2 separate regions of the Homo sapiens genome follow, and region 2 is linked to region 1. The links are chromatin loops, found by intact Hi-C in ENCODE. Cell type or tissue: mammary epithelial cell. All regions are shown on one strand. Each heading gives the region's core, and the rest is flanking DNA. Links, peaks and the distances in the headings are about the cores only. Region 1 overlaps FTSJ1 (FtsJ RNA 2'-O-methyltransferase 1). Region 2 holds the start of LOC124905272 (small nucleolar RNA U13).

What was found. Peaks named below come from ENCODE experiments on the same cell type or tissue, not always from the same donor. Only the 100,000 strongest peaks of a DNase experiment are listed, where the experiment ranks them.
Region 2: a loop joins it to region 1, with 8 times the contacts of the local background. A loop is called at or near these places in 40 of 110 quality-filtered maps.

What each region holds. Positions count from the first base shown.
Region 1 is chrX:48,484,680-48,494,272 of GRCh38, forward strand. FTSJ1 (FtsJ RNA 2'-O-methyltransferase 1) reads left to right here. Exons shown (of 13, transcript NM_012280.4): 13 at 1,057-1,671. Among named protein-coding and RNA genes, the nearest start is that of FTSJ1, 13 kb to the left of the region's middle. RefSeq lists a silencer at 4,409-4,642. In mammary epithelial cell, for the core only: no CTCF peak of the experiment used is centred there; a DNase peak (open chromatin) is centred at 2,952; H3K27ac peaks cover 2,391 bases.
Region 2 is chrX:48,079,168-48,088,760 of GRCh38, forward strand. LOC124905272 (small nucleolar RNA U13) reads left to right here and starts at 2,600; the gene lies at 2,600-2,703. In mammary epithelial cell, for the core only: a CTCF peak has its summit at 4,256 (motif pointing right); no DNase peak of the experiment used is centred there.

The sequences.
Region 1 (9,593 bases), core at 1,934-4,433:
ACCTGGCCACAAGAAGCCACCTTAAGAAAAAATTGAAACAGCAAATCATTGTGTGAAAGAGATTTACAGTTTTTAATATTTAAAGGGTCCTGTAAATCAATAAGGAAAAACATGAGAGTGGCCAGTAAGCACATGAAAAGCTGCTCATCAGGAAAATACAAGTGAAAACTCAAAATATCAACAACACTAAGTATTTGAAAGGATATGCAGCAATTGAAAGCCTCGTACATGCTACTGGGAAGGTAAAATGGTGCAGCCACTGTGGAAACTTAGGCATTACCTACTAAAGCTGCATGTGTGCCAGTTCCACTCCTAAGAAATGAGTCCTAGAGGCCGGGTGCCGTGGCTCAACGCCTGTAATCCCAGCACTTTGGGAGGCCGAGGTGGGTGGATCACCTGAGGTCAGGAGTTCAAGACCAGCCTGACCAACATGGCAAAACCCCATCTCTACTAAAAATACAAAAATTAACCGGGCATGGTGGCGGGCACCTGTAATCCCAGCTACTCAGGAGGCTGAGGCAGGAGAATCACTTGAACCTGGGAGGTGGAGGTTGCAGTGAGCTGAGATCGTGCCACTGCACTCCAGCCTGGGTGACAGAGTCAGACTCCATCTCAAAAAAAAGGAAATGAGTCCTAGAGTGTTGCTAGCAGCACTATCTATAGTATATGCCCATTAAATCGTGGTACATTCACCGTGGAGAACTGTACAACAATGACAGTGAACATCCTGCAATTACACCAAATAACACCTTGTAGTTATTCATTAAACTGAACATATATAGGTTTTATGCATTTTCTATATGTCATGGTTCACCATAAAAGGAGGAAATGTCACAAAAATGTTAGCAGCAGAGTTAGCTAGGTGTGGTGGCACATTCCTGCCTGTAATCCCAGCTACTTGGGAGGCTGAGGTGGGAGGATCACTTGAGCTTGGGAGGTTAAGGTTGTCGTGAGCTATGATGGAGCTCCACTGCACTCCAGCCTGGGTGACAGAGCAAGACCCTGTCTCTAAAAAAACAAAACAAAACAAAAAAACTTTCTTTGACTTTTGGTTAGCTGGCAAACTGATACAACTCAGAAACTGCTCAATGTCAGGAAAACCGGAACTTGTTGATGAACTTGTTTTCAAAATATCATCTCATCAACGAGGCCTGGACAAACAAGCCCTGAGGAGGGATCTGCAACAACCCTGAAGACAACAAGGAAAGAAACCATGAAAGTCTGTCTGTACTGCAGTGGGAATTCTTGAGTGAGGTCTTACCTCTTCTTTAAACCTCTTCAGGAGTGTCCTGATTATGTCCAGAATTTTCCCTAAAGGCAGGGATTCTTAACCTGGATAGAAGCCAGGGGTAACCATGAACTTGATGGAAGAAAATGTTACATCTTTATTTTCAGCAATGAAACTGAAATTTAGCCTTACTCCCAAGTTATAAATGCTGGCAACAAATCACAGTAGTAAAAGCAGTACCTGGGATTTTCCCACCAATACAAACCAGTTACAGCAACTGTAATGTAACATAAAAAGGGCATCTTGAAGTATTGTTCATATTTGTCACCTCTTGGAATGATAGCAGATCCTGTAAGTTGATGTATTAATTAAAAAGCCCATATATTACTGCATCTCAATTTTGTTTCAATTTAATATATAGTAATAATTGTAATTCAATGTAATTGGCTTCCATTGTAATTGTGTGTGTGTGTATGTGTATGTATATACTTTTAAAAATATTCTGTGAAGGGGTTCACAGATTTAACCAGATGCCAAAGGGTTCTGCAGAACAAATTTATTTATTTATTTTGAGACAGAATTTCGCTCTGTCACCCAGGCTGGAGTGCAGTGGTGTGATCTTGGCTCACTGCAACCTCTGCCTCCTGGGTTCAAGCGATTCTCCTGCCTCAGCCTCCCGAGTAACTGGGATTACAGGCACCCGCCACCACACCCGGCTAATTTTCGTATTTTTAGTAGAGACGGGGTTTCACCATTTTGTCCAGGCTGGTCTCGAACTCCTGACCTCAGGTGATCCACCCACCTCGGCCTCCCAAAGTGCTGGGATTACATGCGTGAACCACCGCACCCAGACTTCAGAACAAATTTTTTAGGTTAAAAACCTGTCTTAAAGAAACGTCAGGGCCAGGCGTGGTGGCTCACGCCTGTAATCCCAGCACTTTGGGAGGCTGAGGCAAGCGGATCACTTGAGGTCAGGAGTTTGAGACCAGTCTGGCCAACATAGTGAAACCCGTCTCTACCAAAAATACAAAAATTAGCTGGGTGCGGTGGCACATGCCTGTAATCCCAGCTACTCAGGAGACTGAGGCAGGAGAATCACCTGAACCCGGGAGATGAAGGTTACAGTGAGCCGAGGTCGCGCCACTGCACTCCAGCCTGGACGACAGAGTGAGACTCTGTCTCAAAAAAAAAAAGCAATGTCAGAAAGTCTACCTGGACTGCAGTCCTAAATTTCTATAACTTAATGAACAGGAGCTGACAGAAACTCCCCAGCTACACGAACAGAACTGTTTTCTACAGCTTAATCCTGTGTCCTTAGAAATTCACGTACTCTGTGATCCAAGGACTATCCACGCCACAGTCCAGTGACCTCAGGAGTATCCACATACCAGTCTGCGACCCCAGCTGTTTCCACACCTGACTGTGACTCACCCCAGTTACCATGTGTGACCCCAGGAGTATGCACACTCAAGTCTGGGAAAACCATTGTCCAATCTCCAGTCAGAAATGGTGTTTAAATTCTGGAGCGTGTGTTCATAGGCATGTCTACACTCCGGTCTCTGACCACGAAAATAACCACACCCCAGTCTGTGTGACTCCAGGAATGTCCAGACCCCAGTTTGTGTCAGTCTAGGAGTGTCCACACCATGGTGACTTAACCCAGGAGTCTTCTCACCGAAGTCAGTGTGACCACAGGAATGCCCACACCCCAATCTGTGAATATGCACAGCCCAAGAATGTATGGCGGAAGTGTCCACACAAAAGGCCGTGTGACCACAGGCGTAGCCACACCCATTACAGTGCAAATTCAGCAGCGTTCACACGACAGCCTGTGAGACCTCAGGAGTGTCCTCACGCCAGGTTCTGTGAGTCCAGCAGTGGCAATGGCTTGGAGTTTCCATAGCCATCTTAGTGGTGCCATAAATGTGTAGCTCAAACGGTGACCACAGAGGAGTCCACAGCTCAGTCTGTGGTGTCCTGGGAGTGGTTTTGCCCCAGTCCAGCCACCTCAGGAGTGTCCCCACCCAAGTTTTTATGACACAAGTAATGTCCAGTTCCCAGCATATGTGACCCTGGTGTTGTCCAAACCCCATAGTCTCTGGCTATTAGTGTGTCTATACCCATCTTGACGGCCTCAGGCAGGTGCACTCCCCCATCTGTACGACCAGAAGACTATCGACTCCCCTGTCATTGTGACCACAGGAGTGTAAAACTCCAGTGCCAGTGACTACTGGTGGGTCCACATTCCAGTCTGGGTGACCCAGGGGAGGGCACAGCCCTGTCTGTGTGACCATAGGAGTCTTCACACCCCAGTGTCTGTAAACACACAGGAGTCAATTCCCCAGTCAGTGTGACCAGAGGAATGTTCACACCAAATTGTGTGACCACAGGAGTGTCCACACCTATCTGCATGTCCTGAGAGGTGTCTATACTCCAGTGGGTATGACACCAACAGTGTCCACAACAAAGTCTGTGTGACTCCAGGAGTGTCCCTCCCCCCAGTCAGTGGGAGTCTAGAAGGATCTACACCAAGTCTTGGGAGCCCAAGGGTGTCCCTTCGCCAATCTTTGTCACTCAGGGGACATTCACCCCCCAGTCACACAGACGAAGCATATCCACAGCTGGGTCTGTGTGACCCCAGCAGAGTCTACTTCACAAGTCGTGTAACCACAGGAGTGTCCCCAGACGAACCTATGGGAATCCAGGAGTGTCCACATCACAGTCACTTGACCACAGTGGTGCTGACTTCCCAGTTTATGTATCCTTAGCCATGTCCTTTTTCCAGACTGTGTGACCCTAAGTGTCCACACCCCAAACTCGGTGATCCAAGTCACTCCAGTCTGCGTGACTCCAGTGTTGCCCACACACCAATCTGTATGACCCTAAGAGAACACATCCCGGTCTGTGATGCTTCAGCAGTGGCCACACCCTACTCTGTGTGACCCCAGAAGTGGCTACACCACAATCAGCATGACCTCAGGATTTCTTACTCCAAAATCTAGTAACATCATGAGTGTCTACACCCTCACCTGTGTGATTCCAAGAGGATCCACACCCCAGGCTGTGTGACCCTGGGAAGGTCCCTATAGCAGTCAGTGTAAACCTGGGAGTGCACTCTTCCCTGTCAGTGTGAGCTGGGAGGGTGTATCTAGAGGAAGAGTGATCCAGGGAAAGGCGAAGGGCCGGATGTGGTGGCTCACACCTGTAATCCCAACACTTTGGGAGGCCAAGGTGGGTGGATCACCTGAGGTCAGGGGTTTGAGACCAGCCTGGGCAACATGGTGAAACCCCGTCTCTACTAAAAATACAAAAATTAGCCAGGCGTGGTGGCACATACCTGTAATCCCAGCTACTTGGGAGGCTGAGGCAGGAGAATCACTTGAACCTGGGAGGCGGAGGTTGCAGTGAGCTGAGGTTGTGCCACTGCACTCCAGCCTGGGTGATAGGCCAAGACTCTGTCTCAAAAAAAAGAAAGAAAGGCAAGGGCCCTGAGGCAATGGCCCTGAGGTGCCTGGCACATTTGAAGAACAGGCCAGTGGGGCAGGAGCAGAGTGAACAAGGAGCCAGTGGCGGGCGGTGAGGTCAAGGAGGGCCCGGAGGGCCTCGTGGGCCACGGAGAGGACTTTGGCTTTTTCTCTGAGAGAGATGAGAGCCATGGCAGGGCTCCGAGCAGAGGAGGGCCCCGGGCTGACTTGGGTTGCAACAGGATCCCTCTGGCTGCTGTGGTGGCGGCTACTCAACTGTTATTGTTTGTCAAAACTCAGAGAACTGTATGCCAAAAGGGTGAACTTTATCGTATGTAAATTATAACTCTTTACATTTAAGTTATAACTTTTGGAAAATGTGCAGTACTGGCCAGGCATGGTGGCTCATGCCTGTAATCCCAGCACTTTGGGAGGCTGAGGTGGGAGGATCGTTTTAGCCTGGGAGATTGAGGCGGCAGTGAGCTGAGATCATGCTGCTGCCCTCCAGCCTGGACAACAGAGCAAGACCCTGTTTTGAAGAAAAAACAAAAAACAAAACAAAACAAAAAAAGTGCAGTACTTTGCAAGCAATAAAGATTTCTATTTCTGCAAGAGAGGCTGTGCTCATGCCTGTCCTTACCCCTCTCCTTCCTGCACAAACACATCTCAGGAATGCACCTGAGGAAAAGGAGGGAGCCGGGGCCTCCCTCAACTGCTCAAGGTAGTGCTCCCTTTGTTGTCTGCTGTGAACTGAATTGTGAATTCAGCAAATTCCTTTGTTGAAGCTTTAATCCTCAATGTGACTGTATTTGGAGATGGGGGTAATTAAGATTAAATGAGGCCATAAGGGCAGGGTCCTAATCTGATAGAACCGGTGTCCTCATTAGAGAGGGAAGAGATGCCTGAGCTCCCTCCCTCTCTCCCTGTGGGCGCACAAAGGAAAAGCCACATGAGGACAGAGAAAGAAGGTGGCTGTCTACGAGCCAGAAAGAGAAGCCTCACCAGAAACCAACCCTACCGGCACCTTGATCTTGAACTTCCAGCCTCCAGAACTGTGAGAAAATAAACGTCTGTGGTTTAAGCCACCCAGTCTGAGGTATTTTGTTAAGGCAGTCTGAGCAGCTAATTGGCTCTCAGTTTCAAGGCTGATTTCAAGAGACTCGTGTTGGCCAGGTATGAGGGGAGCCAGTGCTCAAGTGAAGGAAGGAAAATTCAGCACATCCTCCTCGTCTAGCTGAAGGGGGCTCTGGAGCAGCAGGAGGGGCCCAGGGCAAGCCTGGAATGAAATCCGTGGCACTCCTGCAGGTTCTGGGGGCGGTGTCCATGGAATATCCTCTGCCACATAACAAAATGACTAATAATTGCTTGGGGAGCTTTCAGAACTGCCCCAAGGCTTCCTCTAACACTCCACCCACACCTGGTTCATGCCAGGTTGCTCGATGCCTTGGTTCGGGAGAATAGGTGTGGTGTCATCTCAGGCTTGGTGGCAGCCCAAGGGAAGGGGCAAGTGTTCTGAGTCTCTCTAGATGACACAGGAGCTGAGGAAAGCTGGAGTGAATTATGAGTCACAGCCCGTACCTCACAAGAAAGTTCTGCCCGATGCCAGAGCTGGGAGCCATCACCAGTTATGCAGGGTTGGTGGAGAAGAGCCTCGGGATAATTGGTATGCATGCCCGCACATAGGTGTGTGCGTACCAGTACGTGTGAAGTTATGCAGGAGTGCGTGGTGTGCTTATGCCCATGTGTGTGCACATTAGTCCTTTTGTGCATGCATGCATACATGGCACATGTGTGTGCATTCATGCTTTGCTGTTTTGAATGCAGGTATGGTTATAAGTGCATATGGGCAACAGAAGTTCAAGTGTGAATTCTCATGGAGATGCTAGGGTGTAGCAGGCACATGGGGACCTGTTCCCTGACAGGGGTGTTTGTGAAAAGCAACTGTGCATATGTGTGAGGGTGTACTTATATATGAGATTCTATGTGCAAAGCCCTATGTCCGTGGGTGCTAGCCTGAGTGTTTGTGTCTGTGTATATACATGTGTATGCCAGCGTGCACATGCATGGCTGTGTGTGAGTGCGTAAGTGAAGGGGAGCACATTGGCCCAAGCTGGTAAGTCTAGTATCTATGCATGTATACCCCTGGGCACCGCCCCCCCCGCCCCGTGCAAGTGTGAGTGAACAGGTACACAAGGGCCTGGGCGTAGATGTCTGTGCACATGTACGTGGGCATGCTGTATGCATGGCTGCAGGGATTTCCCACGTGTGTGTGTGCACAGATGCACAAGTGCCCAGGAACCTAGATTGTGGTGTCTGTACACATGTACCTCTGGGCACCATGCATGTGTGTGTGCAAAAGTGCAAGTGTGCCTATGGGCTCAGGTCTGGCTGTCTGTGTACATATACCCCCTGGATGCCCATAAAGGTGTGAGTGTGTACTGCAGGTGCATATTTGTCCGTGGGCCTCAGTCTGGGTATTTGTGAACATATAACCTGTGTGAACGTGCATGGGTGTGTGGATGTGATCAGGTGTGCCCATGGACCCAGGCCTCGGTGTCTGTGTACAGGTACCTCAGGGTGCCCGTGTGTGTGTGTGTGTGTGTGTGTGTGTGCGCGTGTGTGTGTGCATGTGCATGTGTGTATGTGTGCATGTGTAACTCTGGAGGTCCATGCATGTGTGTGCGCATGGCTTCAAGTGTGTCCAAGGACCTGGGTCTGGGCATGTGTGTACATGTATCCCTAGGAACCCATGCATGAGTATGCTCACGTGTTCAGCGGTGCCAATGGCCTTGGATCTTGGTGTCTGTGTATGTGTACCCTTGGGGGACCACAGATGGCATTCATGCATGCATATGTAGCACCATGGAGGGATCTGTGTGCAGATTTACCTCTACCTACACCTGGCTGGGGATCATAAAGAAAATCAAGGGATGCGCTACCTCCATGAATCCAGGTTTCAGCAGAGCTAAGGGAGTGAAATTTGGGGCCATTTTACTTGTCTCAAACCTTGTTATCTGAGAGAAAGCTAGAGCTTCCTTCTTTCAGCCCCCAGAGACAATGTGGCCAGGCTCCGGAGGGCTGGGAAGATGAGCAATGCTTGTGAGTCACCATGATAGGAAGCAGAAGGGTCAGGAAGTCCCTGGGAGCAAGGCTTAGGGTTAGGGTTAGGGAGAAAACACTTGGGCCTGGAGGCTCGGGGCAGGCTTCCTAGAGGGGAGGGGTAGGAAGAGGCAGTGACAGGGCCCACAGCAATGGAGAGGAGTTGGACTGCAGGGATGGGGTAGGGGGACAGACGACAAGGGACACTCAGAAGACTAATGTCTGGGAGTGGGAAAACAGTGTTTGCTCAGCCAGGAAGCTGCATCCAGCTCTTTTATCATTTGTAGAAGACCAAGTACCCAGGCCTGGGAGGAGCCCAGAGATGAACCAGAGTTTGGAGCTGGGGGCGGGGGTAGTTCTCTCTGTCCCTGTAACAGGCAGTTTAGGCTTAAAGAGCTGTCCAGGCTGGGCGCAGTGGCTCACGCCTGTAATCCCAGCACTTTGGGAGGCCGAGGCAGGCGGATCACCTGAGGTTGGGAGTTCAAGACCAGCCTGACCAACATGGAGAGACCCCCGTCCCTACTAAAAATACAAAATTAGGCAGGCGCAGTGGCACATGTCTGTAATCCCAGCTACTTGGGAGGCTGAGGCAGAAGAATTGCTTGAACCCGGGAGGAGGAGACTGCATTGAGCCGAGATCACGCTATTACACTCCAGCCTGGGCAACAAGAGTGAAACTCTGTCTCAAAAAAAAAAAGAAAGAACTGTCCAGGATTCCACGGGCCCCTGGGGCCCAGGGTAAGCTGCCTCCCCTTTCTGGGCCTCGGTCTTCTCCATTGTCACATGGCCTGCCTGTCTGCAGCCCAGGCCCCGGGAAGCATTTAGCCTGAGAGAGGAGCCCATGGACAGTGGGCAGGCAGCTGGCTGCTCCCCAAGATTGGGCCACCCTCCTGCTCCTCTGCCACTTCAGAGTCTTTACACCCTGCCCCAGAGGCAAAGCTTGGAAATGGGCTGGGGGAGCCATGGCCACAGGCCAGTCAGCATGGGGGAAGCCTGGTGGGGTTGAAACCCTGGGCTAGGAGGGGGCACGTCCATCACGAACCCTGGTCCCCCACCAACCCACCCGACCATAGCAGGGGAGGCACAGGAACCCACAACCTTCCTCCTGACCCCAGCTGGAGAAGGATGTTGCTGCTCCTGAATTCCAAGCTGGCCCAGATGTAGAGTGGTCCCCCAAGGGTATACTTGCACAGACACCAAGATCCAAGCCCATTGGCACAGCTGAAAACATGAGCATTCCCATGCATGGGCCCCTAGGGGTACATGGACACAAATCTCCCCTTCCAGTCATGGCACCCCAGTCCTGATCAGCTTCACCCCAAAAAGCTCCCAGGTGCGGAGTCAAGACCTTCTTGTGCCCCCACTTCAACCCCAAGCCAATGGCTTCTTTTTTTTTTTTTTTTTCCAGAGACTGGGGTGGAGGGGTTTCACTCTGTCACCCAGGCTGGAATGCAGTGGCACAATCATAGCTCACTGCAGCCTTGATCTCACAACTGATCCTCCGTCCTCAGCTACTGGTGCGAGCTACCACGCCTGGCTCTGAGCCAATGGCTTTCTTTTAGATCCTCCAGAAGGTCAACAATACTGACTGCAGAACGCCAGGCAGCCACAGGCCACTGGGCACAGTTGTGCAGGCTGTGCTCTAACAAAAGTTGCCTGGCCACAGAGGACACTGGGAGCAGGAATGCACCCTGGGCTCCTCTAGCATCACTGGGGCCTGGCCTGGGGCCGCGTCCATCAGGAGGAAGGGGCATCCTTTTCTAAAGTTCACGCAGGCATTATGTGAGCTAGTGGCGCCCCTC
Region 2 (9,593 bases), core at 3,244-5,743, 400 kb before region 1:
AACAGAGAAAACAGGACATTGCCTTATATAACCATAATATAATAATCAAAGTCAAGAAATTAACATTGATACAGCACAATTATCTAATCTTTAAACCTTTTTGGGCTGGGTGCGGTGGCTTGAGCCTGTAATCCCAGCATTTTGGGAGGCCGAGGTGGGTGGATCACTTGAGGTCAGGAGTTGGAGACCAGCCTGGCCAACGTGGTGAAATCCCATCTCTACTAAAAATGCAAAACTTAGCTGGGTGTGGTGGTGGGTGCCTGTGATCCCAGCTGCTTGGGAGGCTGAGACAGGAGAATTGCTTGAACCCGGGAAGCAGAGAGGTTGCAGTGAGCCAAGATCATGCCATTGCTCTCCAGGCTGGGTGACAAGAGTGAAACTCTGTCTCAAAAAACAAAAACAAAACCTTTTCAAAATATGCCAATAGTCCCAATAATGTTCTTTACAGCAAAAGACAACTTTTTTTCTGTTCCTGGATCCAGTCTAGATTCTGCTTTGCATTTACCTGTCTCATCTCTTCAGTCTCCCTTAATCTGTCCTTTCTTCATCTTTTATGACATTGGCCTTTTTTGAAGGACATAGGCAGGTTGTTTTGCAGAATGTACCTTGGGTTCATACTGACATCTCTGATTCCAGTCCAAGGTCTCAGGATTATTTTAGCCCTACCTCCTTTCCAGATTTGTAATGCCTTTCTCAGACAGTGAGAAACATGGCTCTCATTATCTCTATTTTACTCATTTGTTCAATCCTCATATACACATAAAGTAGTCTCAGAATTCCTAACCATACCCCTGTGTTAAAAAAAAAATCACTAACTAAATTACAAAATTTGGCTGGGCATGGTGGCTCATGCCTGTAATCCGAGCACTTTGGGAGGCCGAGGTGGGAGGACCACTTGAGCACAAGAGTTAAAGATTAGCCTGAGCAACATAGGGAAACCCCATCACTATTTAAAAAATAAAAATAAAAAAGTACAATATTTGCATACAGTCATTTTTGATTTTTGTCTTATAGTATCCAGTCAAAATAACTGTTTCCCAAAGTTACTCAGATTAGCTATTTTCTTCCTCATGCCCGTTAGCGTGGTTATGTTATTCATTTGTAATATACTTAGGTTCCTTTGTTTCTATTTATGTTCCATTTTGGGTCCCCCCAAGCCTAGTTTATTTTAATGTATTTATTTTTTCACCTACTTCCTCACTTTTCTATATCTATTTTTGCAATATGTGAAACACTACTATGCTTTTAAAAGAGGCAAAACTATACCAAAAGAATAAAAGTGTTCCTCCCTGCTCATCCCTACTTCCCATCCCCTCCTTTCCACCATGTTCCTACCCATCCCCTTTAGGTAAAAATCTCGTTCATTATTGTTTCATGCGCAAGCTCAGGATGAAAGTGTTGGGCCTTGGGAGGTGGATTCCCATGATTCCATGCTCCGGTTCCCTTCTGCAGTAAATGTATCCAAAGGCCTGACCGTGCTTCTTAGATTTCCTGGGTGTAATGTATTGAAGAGGGTGGGGGAATTCACCTGAGCGCATGGTTGTGGGATCACCCAGAAATTGAGGAGTTTCACTATTTTATTTAATTTAGGGTTTAAAAAGTTAAAGTGTGTTCCATATACCTGCAAGAAAACAGCCAGTTTATGGCAAAAACGGTGCTATCTTGAAGCAAATCCACCATCATGATCAACGTTTGACTCCTGCATACCGAAGTGTTCTGCAGCAAGGTTTTTAAACAGTTCCTGCAGTATAGATAACCTTAATAATAAGCTTATTTAACCTGCCCAGTTTTCTTTCTCTTTTCTTTTCTTTTTTTTCTTTTCTTTCCTTTCTCTCTCTCTTTCTCTCTTTCTCTCTCTTTCTTTCTTTCTTTCTCCTTCCTTCCTTCCTTCCTTCCTTCCTTCCTTCCTTCCTTCCTTCCTTCCTTCCTTTCTTTCTTTCTTTCTTTCTTTCTTTCTTTCTTTCTTTCTTTCTTTCTTTCTTTCTTTCTTTCTTTCTTTCTCTCTTTCTTTCTCTTCCAGAGTCTCGCTCTGTCACCCAGGCTGGAGTGCAGTGGTGCGATCCTGGCTCACTGCAACCTCTGCCTCTCGGGTTCAAGCAATTCTCCTGCCTCAGCCTCCAGAGTAGCTGGGATTACAGGTGCCTGCCACCCACACCTGGCTAATTTTTACATTTTTAGTAGAGACAGGGTTTCACCATGTTGGCCAGGCTGGTCTCAAACTCTTGACCTCAAGTGATTTGCTCGCCTCGGCCTCCCAGTGTTGGGATTACAGGTGTGAGCCACTGTGCCCGGCCTCCCCAGTTTTCCAGAGTTTTGGCAAGCAAGTCTAAGACCAGACTGGCTGGACGTGTCTTTACTCTAAAAGCATGCTATAGAAAGAATACTTTCTGATGGGCGGGTGCGGGGTTCCACCCTCTTAGAGCTCCCTGAGATGGCCTGCATTCCTAAGTCCCTATTAAATATTCCTTTCTGAGAACTGGGTTTGTCAGCCTTATTCTTCTGCCTTTCAGTTCCCTTGGCCTTTAGGGGTGGGTTTGCGTATACCAGCTACTGTGGAACATTTGCTGAGCCAGGCAGGAGCTGAAGAACTAAGAAATTGATCCTTTTGTAGTTCCTAAGCATGATGATTGGGTGTTCATGTGCTTATGTGAGATGTGCCTTTCTCAAACCTTGTTATGACATCAGCACATTATTCATCTGATATGAAAAAAAAAAAAAGAAATGGGTAAGGGGAATGAAGCATCTGTGCGTGAAACTCCAGGGTGGCCAGCAACATCTATGTGGGGTGGTGTGACACCTCTGTTAGATGCTTGTGGACCTCCGCATGAGTAATGGGACATCCCGAAAACTCAAAAGGAGTTATTAACTGAAAGCCATATAGTGCACTGCGATAGGGAAGGGTGGTGGATAACCTATCCAGTGGGCTGGCCACTTCTCTGGGCTGTTCATTTGGCATTGGAGGCCCAGCTAGCAGCAGAGATGAAAATTAAATGGCTAGGGAAGGAATTGCAACAAGAAAAAGACACGTGACTTTTGACTTTTCTCCTTGCATCCAACATAATGAAGAAAATTGACGACCAAGAGAACAAAAATTGAAACCTTAGCATGTAGATAGATTGGTCCGCCTAGGGGGAATGAAATGGAAATGACCAGAAATTAAAGCTGTCATAACTAAGCCCGATTGGGATGTGAAAATTTGGAAACCCTGGGAATGTTGTGGAGAGGAATATTTCGATGACATAGAAGTCATAGCTGAAGAGGGGAATGAAGATCTTTGGCAAGCTCGCCCCTCGTGCACAGGAAAGTGAAAGCTGAACAACTCCAGCAAAATTGGAGTTGGCTGATCCAGGAGAATCTCACAATCAGTGTATATCACTCTCACTATCACTATCTCACTGCTACAGAACTCCTAAAGATTGCAAAGACGTTTAAACAACCACCTAAGGAACCACTGACCTCTTAGATGGTCCAATTGTGGGACACAGGGTTTTTCTTTAGCTGGGAATCAAGCAGAGAAAAATGATTAATATCATCACCCACCTGGTCCTGCAGCAATACCTTCATAACCCAGGAAGAATAGCCTTATGGAATGGATTATTCTAGCTATGAGAGAGGCTTGGCCTAATGAGAAAGATTTACCAGGAGGGACAACCTGCTGGTGGTCAATCAAAGAGGCCCTGGGGCTTCTCTGGGAATTAGGAATGAGGCAAGCCATCTATACCTGGGTTTTCACAGGAACTGATATAGCAGTTTTTACTGCCAGGGTGAAAAATAAATTGCTACAGCATGCATGAAGAGAATGGCAGGGCCCTTTTCTGTCTTTGTTGAGGCCTGGAGTGGAACAAGATGTATATGATGTGGGACAAGGCATTGCAAATTTGGAAAAAACTGAGCAAACCAGGGACAGGGTAAGCTTGGGAACCTGACGAGGGTTAGCAAAAGGGAAAAAGAAAATCCCACAGAAAGAAGGAGGAAAAAAAGGGAAAGGGATAGATAAGAGGCACATGTAAGTAAATGTGGCATGATTTATTGGGAGCAGAAACACCCCAATAAAAAATAGACAAACAACCTAACGCTGTATTAGCAGTCACATAGAGGGAACTACCGCCTAAACAGCAATTTCGTTGCTTCCTTTCTGCCCCTCCTGCAGAAGAGGAAGACTAGACCCCTTCTTGTAATGCCCCAGCCTATCAGGGTGGATCCCATCCGGGCTCCGAAATTACTAGGGCCGAGGTTAATCCCATGTTTGAACAATAGAGGGCGACCAGAGGCCCCATATTGAGCTCATCACTTACTGGTCCTGAGAATTAAGACTATTGCCTTACTAGGGACAGAATGTACTTTAATCCATGGACACATTCAGAAAGACCCTTTGGTCAATGGTCTGCCATTGAGGGTTATGGGGGACAAATGATCCCGGTAAAAAGGACTTTAATACATCTCGGTTTGGGGAAAGTGTCCTCTGCCCCATATATGGTGCTTATTTCCTCTATTCCATAAAATATTTTAGGCATGGATATTCTGTTAGGAAAGACTGTAAACTTCAGTGGAAGAATTCAGATTAAAGGTGGGTATAGTACAGGTATTCTCAGGAGAGGTCAAAATGGAAACCCGTACAATTCTCTAGCCCCAGGTAGGTTGTCAACGTTAAACAATACAAATTGCCTGAGGGGCATACTGTAATAAGTGCAGCTATTGAGGAACTTAAAAGGTACATATTATCCGGCCAACTCAAAGCAAGATTATCAGTTCCATCTGGCCTGCATGCAAACCTGACCAGGCCTGGCTGATGACTGCGGGTTACCAGAAATTGAACAAGGTAACCCTGGCCATACAAGCTGCAGTTTCTTAAATTACTCAGGTAGTCAACCACATCGTGTCTGTCCTGGGTACACATCATGCTGTCTTAGGTTTGGCTAATACCTTTTTCTGCATTCTACTGTCCAAATAATCACAAAACCAATTGCTTTTACCTGGCAAGGTTTCCAGTGGACCTTTCAAGTGCTGCCCTAGGGCTATTTCACACTCCTACAATTCGTCACCCAATGATAGCTAGAGACTTGTCTTTGCTCTCACTCCTGACTTCTCTTTTTTAGTCTTCTTATATTTATAATATGGCGTTAACCTCTGAGATGTTCATGTGTATTATGAAAGTCTGAGGGCATTGTGCAATCATCTTCTGGAACAAGGGTGGGAAATCAACCCTTCAGAAGATCTAGGGCCCAGGGCCTGCAGTGAAGTTTTAGGGGTTACATGGTGGAGTAAGATTCCTTTTATATTGGGTACATTAATGGACAAAATCCAGTAATATCCAACTCTGAAAACAAAAGAGAAATCCAAACATCTGTGGGTCTTTTAGGATATTAGAGAGCATTTGTCCCACCCTTAGCCCAATGTTTGAGGCCACTATATGGACTTATTAGAGAAAGGAAACATTGAGACTGAGACACGTCACAGCAGGGAGCTTTGAACAGGCTAAAGTGCTAGTATAGCAGGTGCAAGCCTCAGGCACCCCTTTAGAGGGAGTAGAGATGACTTTGGATGTTACTGCTACTCCTGTGGGCAGGAGTTGGGCCTTATGGCAACCACGGTATGGTAAATCAATCCCTTTAAGATTTTGGTCACAATTACGGAAAGGAGCGAAGCCAGATACTGAAAGGAAATTTTCCCTGACCCCTTCACAGGCCTCATGACAGGGGTGCCTTGCTTACTCAGCCCACAGCTCTCAACCCCTTGTGGGATGGGAAGCATGCAGGTGAGCTCGTGTAAGAGCCAGGGAAAGTGCTTTAGGGTGCTGGCAGGAGCAAAACTCTGTGCGTGCCCCAAGGCAGCATCTAAGGAGGATAAAACTCCCGTGGGCCCCCAAAACCCCAGGGCATGCATTACAGTGAGCTCTTTTAGCTTTACTGCCCGAGGATGGCTTAAGTAAGTGTTTAACAGCTCAGTGAACCTTCTGCCTTTTCGTGAGGGCAAAGGGTCAGTGTGACAGCCTTTTTGTATTCCGAGCTCTTGTCCAGCATCCAGGAAAAATCAGATTGCACGAACGAATTGAAGGATAACAAATGCAGGGGATTTTATTGCCGATGGAAGTGGCTCTCAGCAGGAAAGGGAGCTGGAAAGAGGAAGGAGCAGGAGAGTATTCTTCCCCTGAAGTCTGGCCATCTTCAGCCAGACTGTTCTCCAAAGTTCTGCCATCAAGCCATCCCTCTGAAGTCAAACTGCACCTCTCCAATGTTCAGCTGCTTCTTTTCTTCTCCCCTTCTCTGCTCTCTGCCAGTGGAGCCTGGGGTTTTTATATGTACAGGATGGAGAGCATGGCGGGCCAGGGGTGGTTTTGGAAAAGGCAACATTCGATCAGGAAAACGGGGATGTGAAGTTCTCACTTTGGGCTGCGGTTCCAAGCTTGAAGGTGGGGCCCTCGTCAGGGACTCCACTTCTTCTGCCTAGAATTTATCTGCCTCCTGTCCCTATCAGTACTCTCCCATTGAACAAGTGCTAGCAGTGTATGCTTTACAGAAGGTGGAATAATTAGCAAAGACCCTTCCCATGACTGTGAGAACTGGTCTACCAATCAAGGGATGTATAGAAGGATTATTTAAATCACCCACCTCCGTTTAAATCCCAAACACCTATCTTGAATAAATGGCATGCCTGTTTGCAACAATGAAGTGTCCTGGTAACCAATCCCTTAAGCCGAGAATTGCATGCTGTGTTAGGCCTTGTTATATGTGAGCAACCAAAGGACATCCCTTTGCCCCTTCCTACCCCAGTGTGTGACTCGATAAGCAAAGGAGTGTTATGCATCCCTGATCATGCTTGGTATACAGATGGCTCCAGCAAGGGAAACCCCTGTACTTGGACCGCTGTTGCTATATGACCACAAACTGATACAATCTGGCTTGATATAAGTACCCATCACAGTAGACAGTGGGCTGAGTTGCAAGCTGCTTGGTTAATAATCACACATAAGCCCTGGCCCCTGGCTCTTTGTGCTGATAGCTGGGCTACATTCAAAGGCCTAATTATGTGGCTAGCCCAGTGGCAACAAGAAAAATGGGTGTTTATGCACAAACCCATATAAGGCATGAACATGTGGCAAGACACATAGAGAAGCTGCAACACCTTGCAGCTGATGAAATAGTTGGTATTTCATGTAGTGGTACACAATAGGACTCAGTTCCAGGAAGTATAGAAGCTGACACCCTAAGAACAATTAGAAGCATTGTGCTCTGTCCCAGGCCAATAAATAGAGACCTGTGTACATAACAAAAGTAGTAGTCATAGAAGTGCAAGAGTAGGCTTGGAGATAGCCAAGAAGGCAGGATTGCCCTTAAAATATACTGACCTCCCAATAGCTGTTAAAAATGTTGATATGGTTTGGCTCTGTGTCTGCACCCAAATCTCATGTTGAATTGTAATTCACACATGTCAGGGGAGGTGGCTGGATCATGGGGGCGGTTCCCCTATGCTGTTCTCATGATAGTGAGTGAGTTCTCATGAGATCTGATGGTTTAAAGGTGTTTGGCAGTTCCCTCCTTGCTCTCTTTCTCTCCTGCCACCATGTGAAGAAGGTCCTTGCTTCCCCTTTGCCTTCTGCCATGATTGTAAGTTTGCTGAGGCCTCCCCAGCCACATGGAGCTGTGAGTCAATTAAGCTTCTTTCCTTTACACGTTACGCAGTCTTAGGTAGTTCTTTATAGCAGTGTAGAAACGGACTAATACAAATGTATACCACATTCTTGATTCCATCCACACTATATACCATACCATGCAGGACACACTCATAGGGCTGTCTACCCTATAACAGATCAGCAAATGAATTATATAGGGCTTCTTTTTGTAAGTCAAGACAAAAAGTATGTATTGGCCTGTGTAGATACTGCTACTGAACTGCTGTAAGTTTGTCCTTGTAAGTGAGCTAATCAAGCCAGTACTATTAAAGGTTTAGAGGCTCTCAGTACTATGTATGGATATCTTTGACACATTGACAGTAACCAAAAGACCCATTTTGCTGGACATGATGTGCAGGACTGGGCCACGGAACACAACAGATCATGGCATTTTCATCTCCCATGTAACCTCCAAACAGCAGGGTTCACTAAAAAGAAAACTGGTCTTCTGAAAGCACAAATTCAGTTTCCTGGGGAGGCTGAGCATGGTGGCTCACACTTGTAATCCCAGCACTTTGGGAGGCTGAGGTGGGAGGATCGATTGAGGTCAGGAGTTCGAGACTAGCCTGGCCAACATGGCGAAACCCCATCTCTATTTAAAAAAAAAAAAATACAAAAATTAGCTGGCCGTGGTAGCACACACCTGTAATCCCAGCTACTCTGGAGGCTGAGGCAAGAGAATTATTTGAACCTGGGAGGCAGAGGTTGCAGTGAGCCAAGAGCATACCACTGCACTCCAGCCTGGGCAACAGAGCGAGACTCTGTCTCAAAAAAAAAAAAGTTTCCTAGGGAAACCTACAGTATTAATCCGTTCTCACATTGCTACAAAGAAATACCTGAGACTGGGTAACTGGAAAAGAGGATTAATTGGCTCACCGTTATACAGGCTATGCAGGAAGCACAGCAGCTTCTGCTTTGGGAGAGGCCTCTGAAAGCTTCTGATCATGGTGGAAGGCAAAGGGGGAACAAGCATCTCACATGGCAGGAGCAGGAGCAAAAGAGAGTCAGAGAGGAAGTGCTACACACTTTTAAACAACCTGATCTCACAAGAACTCACGCACTATTGTGAGGATAGTACGAAGGGGGTGGTGCTAAACCATTCATGAGTAATCCACCCCCTTGATCCAATCACCTCCCACCAGGCCCCACCTCCAACATTGGGGATTACAATTTGACATGAGATTTGGTGGAGATACAGATCCAAACCATATCACCTATCACCTACCTTGCTAGAGTGGATGAATGTGTGATCTGCAGGGCTTATGTATTTAACTTCAGCCAAAGCAGGATGCTTGCTCCATATGACTTGTTGGGACCACCGTACCCCAAGCCTACCACTATTTGCATATGGGTAACTGAGAAGACCGCTTTGCTCCCAGACCTGATTGACAACCAGCATATTTTGTGCATAACAACACTGACAGATATACTGTCAGGGGAGAGGACACTGCACTGGGGCTTAGAATGGCAAATACCCCCAGGCTGGATAGGCTATTTCTTGCCATAGATGGGGGAATATCCTCAACAGTTAGAGTGGTTCCCATTGCTCCTATTGAATACTGGACCCATGATCACCCGCTATAAATGGTTAGGGGAAACAGTATTATAAGCGAACTAACACAGGAACAAAAAACCAAATACTGCACGTTCTCACTTGTAAATGGGAGCAAAACATTGAGTACACATGGACACAAAGAAGGGAACAAGAGACACCAGGGCCTACTTGAGAGTGGAGGGAGGGAGGATCGAAACACTACCTATAGGATACTAAGCTTATTGCCTGGGTGATGAAATAATCTGTACGCCAAACCCCTGTGACATGCAATTTACCTATATAAGGAACCTGCACATGTACCCCTGAACCTAAAATAAAAGTTTTTTTTAAAAAAAGAAGCACAAATTCAAACTTTCCTGGAGAAACCTA